Regions from separate parts of the Mus musculus genome. Here region 1 is linked to region 2. Evidence: chromatin contacts called from ENCODE Hi-C data. All regions are on one chromosome and are shown on one strand. Each heading gives the region's core, a stretch centred on a gene start or an enhancer-like site at or near the end of the contact. The rest is flanking DNA. Distances are from core to core; before and after follow the strand shown.

Region 1 (4,890 bases), core at 2,254-4,753, 4.9 Mb after region 2:
CCAGGCTCCTGCTACCTGAGACACACTTTCTCCCTTGTCCCTAGGGTGGCCTAAGTCTGGAGAAAGCAGCCTCCATCTCCTCGGTCCCCAAGGGCTTCTCCACTTCTACGATCCAACTAAAGATAGTTGGGCCTGCTCTAAAAGGACCCCTGATCTGAGTTCACACCACTTTAAAGGGGTTAATGGCATTCAATTATATCTGAGCCACTGCGGGAATCACATGACTCCATGAAGCATAGAAAATGGCTGATGACTGATGATGTTTGCAAATATTTTAACATCTTTGGATGTGTATAATGGTGTGCTGAACCAAATTGTCATTTTCACAAACTATACGCTGCTAAAAGCACACATTTGGCGCTAAATCTGCTCTGGAGGCTTCCTGCTTCGTGGTTAAACCTTGGGCCCTTCTTCAAAGCAATCATGAAGGCAGTGTTCCCAGCCATGCTAAGAGACATGAACATAGCATCCCTCCTAGAAAGGAGTCCAGGTCCACATAGGAGAAGCCTGATGCTGCGGTTTAGCAAGCAGCCAGAATCTCACCATCAGTCAAGAGTTGGTGGAAAACATTGGTCTGCTATTTTTAGTCAAGACCATGCAGGCAAGGGAAAAATAAGAAATACACTGTTCATTTTCTTAAGATGCAAAGCTAAGTGGGAATTATGGCTTTAAACTCAAGGCACATTGAGGCTGCAGGCCTTCACGCAACTCAGAGGTCCAGCAGGCTCAAGTGTTTCTACCCACGCATCCCCTGTTCCAAGACACCCAGCAATGACGGACCATCCTCTAAACCAAACGTTCTGACCTTCCTAGTGCTGAGACCCTTAAATACAGTTCCTCGCATTGTAGTGACCCCCCTAACCATACAATAATTATTTTGTTGTTACTTCATAACTGTAATTTTTTCTACTGTTATGAACCATAGTGTGAAAATCTGATATGCATGGTATAAATCATATTGTAAATATCTGATATGCAGTATCCCAAAGGGGTTGCTCTTCACAGGTTGAGAACCACTGCTCTAAACCAAGCCCAACTTGCCCAGGTGTGTAAGGGTCCGTCATATGCCTGATTCTCCAACCCTTACTGACACGCAATAAATTAAAGCAAAAACAAAACTATGTCTTTCCCCCTCCATGCTCCCTTCCCCACACACCTGGCCAGGCATGGTAACATCTCAGGCTGGCCCTCAAGATCTTAAAAGCGCCATAGATGGCTAAGAGAACTTGTTAGGAACTGTGAGATGCAGACTAGAGTCTCCTTCTGTTGGGTCCAGCAGGCAGATCTGTGGCAAACAGTCCCAAATAACCAAGGAGATTCAGTGTGTGTTTGAAAAGCTCTTCCCAGAAGAAACTCCTCCAGGGAGGAGAGGGGCTCGGAGGATATAGCAGCAAATCCCGGAAGGAGATCTGGACAGGTGCTATTTAGAAAGCACTGGAAGCCATCTGGAGTCATGCAGTTCCTCAGAGACTAGCTCCCTGCAAGGCCTCGAGATACTGAGAATGGGTTCTGAGAAATCCATGGAGAAAAGTATGGGGTGCCTTTCTCTACCTCTGTATATAACTGTGATGATGTCCAGTGGCATGGCTCAGGTCACCCCTTTAAATATATATATATATGGTATGGCTCAGGTATATATATATATATGTATGTATATATATATATATATATATATAGTGTGTGTGTAATTTATTATATATTGCTTTTTTAATGTTCTAACACATAAACTACTGCATAAAAACAAAACATTCAAACATAAAAGCTTTACTCATTGTAAGTCTTAGACATTTTTACAATACTGAAAGCATCTCGGGGACAGGGATTCCTAATGTCCCCTTAATCCCTACCACTCTGGGGAGTCTTTGAAGGGGCTGGGGAGCAGGTCCTACTGGAAGGGGGCTTCTTGCCCCATCTTCTGGAAGCACAGAGGTATGTAGGAGCCAGGACTGTGGCGGAGACAAACAGCAGATGTGCCCTGATGCCCCAGGGTTTCTCCCCCACATCCCACCTGGCACTCTCCTGGGGAAAGGATTCTCTGATTCTCTGCGCTGCCTGTTCCCTTTTCCCTTCCACTGAAGTCTGGAAGACTCCAAGCCACTGCACTGTTCCCTGCTATCCCATCAAGTTCATTGCCAGGAGGCCCCCAAGACCTCCCCTCATGCCTGACCTCATGGCTTCTTAATAAATGAGCTATACACATCACTAGAGATTTTTTTTTCCTGATGCACCCAAAAGATAGCCAGATCCTGCAGCTCCCAGGACCTTCCTTCCAGGGTTTGGTAAAGTCAGTCTGCCATCAGTAGCTCTCAGACACTTGGAGAGCCCCTCTCCCCAAGCTGCTTAAGGTTTGTGCCCTGTTTCTGTGAGGACAGCTGCATCGATCCTACAAGTGCACATACCTGGAATACAGGTAACACGCAAGAGCACCCAGCCTTCCAAGTTCTCTTTAAAGTTCCTCTCAGGCTAGACGGATGCACTGTGGACCTCCATGAGAGGTTTGAACCTACCACCCCCAACCCCTACACTGGTCTCTGAGCCCCCCCCCCCCATTTTCCACCCCCAGCCGAACTCACATCTCGGAAGCGGTTCCAGTACTTGTCACGGTCATACTGGGAGACAGTGCTCAGCCACTGGTCATTGTCTAGGAAATTGGCGTTGTTGAGGGCCGCGCCACCGGCCAGCGCGTCCAGGTGCCGGCTGTCCACTTGGAGGAAGCACCACGCCGCGGCGGCCGCCGCGAGCACCGCGATCGCTGGCATCTGGGGGCAGGGCACACGGGCGTGAGCCGGTGACAACAGGGCTACCTCAAGCCCCTCACTCCCACCGGGTGTCTGGGCGCCTAGGGGCGCGCACAAGCTGCAGCGCCTGGGCTCACCGCGGGGACAGGGTGGTCCCTCTCACACCTGGGACGGAGGTTGCACCTGGAGAGCCCTTATGCATGGAAACAGCTACAAACGCAGAGCCTAGGTCACCGACTCGGGGCCGCCGTCAAACTACTGAAGACCCTCTCACCGGCTCTCCGTTGTGGGGCTCCAGTACATCTCCCCCAAAACCCGGATGCTCAATGTGCCAGCCGCACTCCCACAGACGGGCCCCACAGCTCTGGTGTAGGGATAGGGATAACGGCGCTCTGAGCATCATCCCAGGCTCTGGCAGACGGGGGCTTTGGGGTGCCCTCAAGCCGGGCTTCCCGTTCCCAGCTAAGGCAAAGGTCTCTCTGCTCCCGGCCCGCGGCTTCTGCGCAACAGGGACACGCAGAAATGCCCCCAGGCCCTGACCCTGCCAGCCCGGGAGATGGCCTCAGGAAGGTCCCAACTACGCCAAATATGCCAAGTTGGGGCTCAGTGTTCTGCGGACACGTACCTTGGGAGCCCGCCCGAGTCCCGGCGCCCGAGTTGCTGGGGTTCCTGTACCGCGGTGGCTGGGAAGGCTGATGCCCGGCTCGTTCCCTTGCGCACCTGCCGCCGCCGCGCGTCCGGCCGCTTTGTGAGCCCGCAGCGCTCTGGCTCGTCTCGGGCGCGGCGTCCGCGGGCGGAGAAGCCTGAGCTCCTAGCCGAGGCCTCTGGCGCCCCCTGGCGGCTACTTGGCGCTCAGCGGTCCCATCCGGGAGCGTGATTCATTCGCAGCTCTACAGGGCTGACACAGATTTCAAGCTCAGGGAAATGATGTTAGAAGGCCAAGAAGTCGCCAGTGTTGAGGGACTCTCAACGAGTAAGTGCTTGGGACACCCGTCTCAGAATCTCTACGGTGGAGAGAGGAGACTCTCTCCAAGAGTCGGCCCTTTAAATGAGTCCCTGTTGCGTCTTGTGCACAGACAATATTTAGGTGAACTTCTCTACTCCCTGGTTCAAGCCATACACCCAGCATCTCTAAGTCTGATCTCCAACCAGAGCCACCCCTAAGAGTCCTGTGGAACCGACCTCCAGCTTCAAGCACGGACAGAAGGAGAAAGCTGGCCTTGACCCAGCCCTCTCTTCTCTTTCCAAATACTCAGCGTGTTTGGTTTAATAGGGGTGGGAGCGACTTAACAGGTGCATCGCTGCCTACTTCTTGGCACAGCTATAGCCTATAGCCCTGAACACACACACACACACACACACACCAAACTCAAAACCCTTCAGGACACTTCCCTGAGAAACACCCAAACCCTAGTCCCCTGCACACCTGGTCCTTGCCCTCTTACCCTTCTGCCTCTGTTTGCCCCCACCCACCCACCCACCCCTGCCTTCTTGTCCCCACTTTCTACACAGGCTAGCCTTGGGGTCAGACCCCAGTGGCAAGGGCTCCTCCAGGCCTGGGATCACTTTGCCCCTGGGCAGACTTGAGCTACCAGAATATCTGAATGCATTCTGCAGCTGCCTCATCTCCATTTGTTCCGAGATTTGTGGTCCCTGTGATTCAGGCCAGGACCTCGGTGACACTGCCCTGAGAACTCAGTGTTTCTCCAGCTGCAAGCTCACTGCGCTTAAGGTCACTTATGGCAAGCGTGACCTTCCCGTGGGCTGGAACTCTCTGACAGTGCGATCTGCCTTGCTCTCAGCAGCTGCACCAGTCATGACACACCACCAACAGTCAGTATCAGAGGGATCCTGAGCCCTGCTTTTCAATATGCCACCACGATGATGTGGCCGGTTGTGAGTCGTGCTGTAATAATTGGGCAGATGGCATGGTTTAAGCATGTGAATTGCAGTTCTTGTGCATTCTGGGAGGCCTTAGTACAGGAGAAGTGGAGTCTTTTTTTTTCATGTTGGGGAAACACCTCACCCAGAGAGTATCTTATCACGGGGATGAACACAGTGAGTATCTGATGTCATAGCTGGAGAGAGAGAGGCTTGGGATAGTGAGAGGAATGCATCTCATTTCAAGAGAAACTTATGTGCCAAGTTGGGG
Region 2 (5,319 bases), core at 67-2,566:
AGAGCAATATGCATTCTTAAGCAATGAGTTATTTCTTCAGCCCCTTTTACTATCTTAAAAAAAAAACCATATACAGTTATGAGTGTTTTGCCTGCCTGGTACACTTGAAGGTCAGAAGGCATTGGATCGCCTGGACCTGAACCCAGGTCCTCTGTAAGAGCAACAAGTGCTCTTAACTGCTGAGCCAACACTCCAGTCCCATTATATTATCTTTTAAACAAAACCAAAAGTATATCTATTTCAACATTGTACATTGTGTTAGTTACAGTTTCTACTGCTGTGATGAAACACCATGACCAAAGAGCATCTTGGGGAGGAAAGGTTTTACCTGACTAACGCTTCCACATTGCTATTCATCATCAAAGGCAATCAGAGCAGGAACTCAAACAGGTCAGGAACCTGAAGTCAGGAGCCCAGGCAGAGGGGCGCTGCTTACTGGCTTGCTCCTCCTGGCTTGCTCCTCCTGCTTTCTTACAGAACCCAGGACCACCTGCCCAGGTTGGCCCCGCCCACAATGGGTTGGGCCCTTCCCCACCAATCACTAATTAAGAAAATGCTCTACAGATTGGCCCACAGCTGAATCTTAGGGAGGCATTCTCTCAGTTGCTGTTCTCTCTCCAGTCCTCTCTGGTGACTCTAGCTTTTAAGTAGACCCACATGGAAGAAGCAGCCAAAAGACTGAGCCACCAGCCAGAGATCACAGCAGTTAAAACCAAAGATGGCTCTCGAGTCTGTGTTCCTCAACAATGGATGCAGGGAAAACACAGCTGACAATATTTTTATTTTATTATAATAGTCATAAAGTGCATGTGTGTGTCAAGGCTGCAGGCTAACACTGGGATGTTGCCTTTATTACAGCTCCCAGGATCTGCTTGTCTCTGCTCTCTGCCACCCCAGCACTGGGGACCCAAGCATGCGCTACTGCCCCATGGGTTTTGGGGATCTGAACTCAAGTCCTCATACTCCACAACAGGCATTTTACCCAGTGAGCCACCTCCTCAGCACAGTTGAGGCCGCCTTCTAAAACCCTCAGTGTGCACGATGACTGCTTCGGATCCCAGTTTCTCACTTCGTGACTAATCTAGCCATGACTTCACCGGTGCGTCACTGTTTGAAATCAACACAGACCGTTGAGCTACCTTAGTCACTATGTTTCTTTTTTTAGTGAATAACTGACACGAAATGCCAATTCTATGATGTTACCCCCTGTTAGCGCCATTAACTCCATTACACCCATTAGCTGATAGGACTGCTTAAAGACACAAATAAAAAAGAGAAATTGGGGTGCAGGCATCGCGTCATGCCAGCTGGCATACTTTCCCACGCCTACTGTGAAGACACCATCACTGTTACCACGTGCTTTTCTTTATAACCTGCTACAGGCAAGAGCTGAATTTCATAAGCCCAGATCCTTGAGTATATTTAAGTCAGATGACCTAAATACTTGGCAATTAAAATAAGACCTGACCTAAGAAAAGGCTGCAAAAAGGATCCAAATAGACAACATAAATTCGGAACAAGAGTTCATCCTGCAGGTGTTCCCCAACGGTTACTACAGAAACGCATGTGCGTCTCCAACCTCTGACCTCCCAGAGGGGACTTGTGGCAGTTCACATTCTACAGAAACAGAAATGAATAAGCCCTCTGCACAGAGCACAGAACATCGTCCTTGTTTAGATATCAAAAATCACCAGGCATGGTGGCGCACGCCTTTAACCCCAGCTCTGGGGAGGCAGAGGCGGGCGGATTTCTGAGTTCGAGGCCAGCCTGGTCTACAAAGTGAGTTCAAGAACAGCCAGGACTACACAGAGAAACCCTGTCTCAAAAAACAAACAAACAAACAAATAAATGATATAAAAAATCCACAACAAGGCTGGTCGTGAGCTGCCTGGGGTGTGTGTGTGTGTGTGTGTGTGTGTGTGTGTGTGTGTGTGTGTTTGCTGGGAACTGAACTCGGGTCCTCTTAACAGGAAGCCATCCCTCCAACCTCTATCTGTGAAAATTGTGGAAGTTAACCAATCAATTCGTCACCTCCACAGACAGGAGTTAAGCCTTTTATCTTTACAAATCTTATTAAGTATTATCATGAGGGTCCATGTCGGGGATCAGAGGCCAGCAACATTCAGAAGTTGGTTCTGTCCCTTCCACTGTGGGATCTGGAAACTGAATTCAGGTCATTGGGTTTGCACAGCAAGCACTTTAATCCACTGACATTTTACATCAAGAACAAAACACTCTAGTTCCTGAGTGCTTAGCTCAGGGCCTGAAGTCACTCAGCAGTCCAAAGTCCACCCAGGGCCAGGAGAGACACGTGCTTGACACACACGTGGGGCACACACACACATGAGCCATCTCTCACTGCCAGGCCAGCCCTATCTCGGCAACAAACTGACCCACTTTTTCTGTTTGGATGCATCTGTAAATAAATGTGTCAAAACCTGATTCAGCTTACAGGAACAGAAAAGATTCCAAGTTCAACAAGGGATTACTTGAACATTAGGTTTTAACCTTAATGAATTGGATGACAACCCCACATTTGATTAGCCCACCCCTGTACTTTGTTGATTGAAACATGAACTAGTGTTTAACTGGCAATCTCTACAGTGCAAGGGTTTGCAACATTATGGAGCAAGTCTGAAGTCAGGCACAAGCAGGAAAGACAGGGGCACCCATTAAAGCAACTTCACAGCTTGAGGAGAAGCTCAGAGAGACAACAGTGGGGGAGGGGGGTGAAGAGACAGAGACACACACAGAGAGAATATACGAGTGTGTGTGTATATATAGAAATGTATTTTGAAAAACCTTAGTTGAGAAGCTTCAAAATGGGAACATTATACCTGTGAAATAGTAATTTGAAGAAAGGATACTGTTTTTATTTATGTGCTACTGTGTGAACATCTGTCACATTGTACCAGTGCCTGTAGGGGTCAGAAGAGGGCACTGGAGCCCCTGAAGCTGGAGTTAACAGTCAGTAGTGAGCTGCCTGATTATGTCCTCCGGAGCAGTAGCAAGGGCTCCAGCCCAGTCATCATCCCGGCCCCTATTTGTCACATTTTTGGAAAATATAATTGATCAAATTAGTAAGTTCCCCGGAGTCTTTCTTTTTGACTTTGCCATGATCATGAGCTTCTAATCCTGCATTCACCTCTTCTTCTGCACTGGGACTGTAGGTATCTACTCTGACATTGGTGTATGGGGTGCTGGAGACAGGACCCAGGGCATTGGGAATACTAGGCAAATGCTACCAGTTGAGGTACAGCTCTAGTCTCCTCTGCATCTTAGGGACACAAATGTCACAACTTTGACTAGTTAGAGCATAAGGGGAACAGCATCACAACGTTACAGAAGAGGGTGTGTGCTGGGGATCTGGGATGGCGGAAATGTTCCCAATCTCCCCAGCCTGGTTTTTAACGTTCTCACTCACTTTCCTAATCAGCCCGTGACTGTAAGTACTATTTATTGTGCCGTGTGCCTTAGGAAGAGAGTGGAAGGTTTATTTGAAGGCTACTTAATTACATTTAAGATCCCTAGAAAGTTAATAAAAGACACCGTGTTCTGATCAGTGAAAGACTTATAAACACCCAAACTCCAATGAAACCAGGTCCACAGAGCCCGGATTATTAACGAATGGCATCCAGCAAATCCCCACTAAACTTCAAAAACAAGCCCAAACTCTAATTAAAGCCATACGAGAAACAAAAGCCCCCCACCCCTCCCCCACCACAACCCGTTTCTAACTACAGGAAAATTAGTTACAAAGAAATGTGAGAGGTAAGTGGGGGTGGTGGCAATAAAAACTCATTTTGAAACTGAAAAACCCTCTTATGTAATTGTCTGTGGGCAAAGGTCAGTGTCTTTCAACATTCGCTTGTGAGTCCAATCTGGATAAAAATCAACTCAAATAAAATCGAGAAAAATAACAGGATATCAAACAATGTGCTAACCCTGTGAAACGCGGGGCATACCTGACAAAAACAAGAAGTGAGCATCAGCGGGGGAAACCTCAATTACATTGTTTGTTATGTTTGACTTGAATCCCCAGCGTGCTCTCATTCCTCAATACAAATTAAAAATAAACAACTCTTAACAGCATCAATGCCATCTGGGTCACAATGGAAATAATGAGGCGTGCGCCTCATTATTCCGAAGCCGGGTAAAAATAACGCCGAGCACTCTGACCCCGCCTTTCCAGCCCACGCTTCAATCAGACCTGCATCTTGGAACCCAGGAACCCACTGATGATCACGGCTAGGTCAGCTAGAAATCTCCGCTGGCGGGAGTGAGTCAGGGGCCTTGCTCAACTCTGTGCTCAGCCTTTCACAAAGGGTTTTAATTTGCAGGCTGTTGCATCATGGTGATGTTATAATTGCCAAGATAAGCCCTCAACACAGAAAAGGAAACTGTTTCACAAAGTACAGTGAGCTTGTGTTCACTCTCGTTGAAGGGACAGGCAGAACGGTGGAGGAGCATGAACACAGCTAGCACAACTCTCATCTTTTGAAACTCTACGCTGGACTGCTTACCCAGCTTCTCTGAGCACCTGTTTTGTAAAGTGGGGGTGGTGGGTGGGGGTGGTGCCCAGTGGGTCCTGCCTTGTTTAGTAACTGCCCTTCATATTTCTGAATCAAGGCAGTGAGGACTCCAGGTTCCAGTCCTTTCTGCAAGGCACTAATTTGAGACTGCCCTGGGTACTTCGGGCCTAGGTTTCTTCATGGAGGTCAAGAGTCATCAGTCTAACGGGGCCTGGCTTTAATTGACATCCACACAGCTCCCCGTATCCTCTCTCTAAGATAGCGTGCACGTGCACAAGTGTAGGTGAGAATGCGCACTGCTGATGGTTTAGAAGAAGAGATCAGCCAGGCTAGAGAACTCAAGTCACAGAAAATTCCAGGGATCTGGAAAAGGCCAAGCTACTCTTGCTGTGGGGACCTTGTCACCTCCGTTTCTTCCAATACTCCCTAAGGTCCCAGTTACTTGGGACCTTGAAGCACTTCGATGCTTCAAGAATTATCTTGGTACAAACATTAAGTAACACGCACAAGGCAAGGGTATTCAGGGGTAACAGAGAAGGTGAATCTTTACAGGCCCAATACCAACCTGTCTTCATTCTTTCTGTGAGATTCGGTTCCGTAAAGGAAAGCCAGTCCAAACATAAGCATTCTGGAAACATTTACTGAGCCCCTTCTTAACTGTGCGGATCCACGGGCTTCCTTCCCCTCAGGTTTCCCTGAAAGGCAGTGAAGGTCTATCATATACTGAGGAGAGAGTATCATATACTGGGGAGAGAGCAGCACTTACACCTGCCTTTTTTGCATCTCC

What was found. A loop is a pair of places that touch in the nucleus more often than their neighbours do.
Region 1: a loop to region 2 is called in a map of T-helper 17 cell, with 83 times the contacts of the local background. The contact joins the promoter of Spock1 here to the enhancer-like site in region 2. A Hi-C loop is called at or near these places in 3 of 37 maps with a recorded cell type or tissue (T-helper 17 cell and regulatory T cell).

The regions. Positions count from the first base shown.
Region 1 is chr13:57,904,829-57,909,718 of GRCm38, forward strand. Spock1 (sparc/osteonectin, cwcv and kazal-like domains proteoglycan 1) reads right to left here and starts at 3,504. Exons shown (of 12, transcript NM_009262.3): 1 at 3,364-3,504; 2 at 2,574-2,759. The coding sequence starts at 2,759.
Region 2 is chr13:52,972,550-52,977,868 of GRCm38, forward strand. The region is part of intron 1 of Nfil3 (nuclear factor, interleukin 3, regulated); the gene reads right to left. Among named protein-coding and RNA genes, the nearest start is that of Nfil3, 5.8 kb to the right of the region's middle. Within about 2 kb of position 1,317, at least 1 of the 3 ENCODE cell types and tissues checked has a DNase peak (open chromatin) inside an H3K27ac peak, as active enhancers do.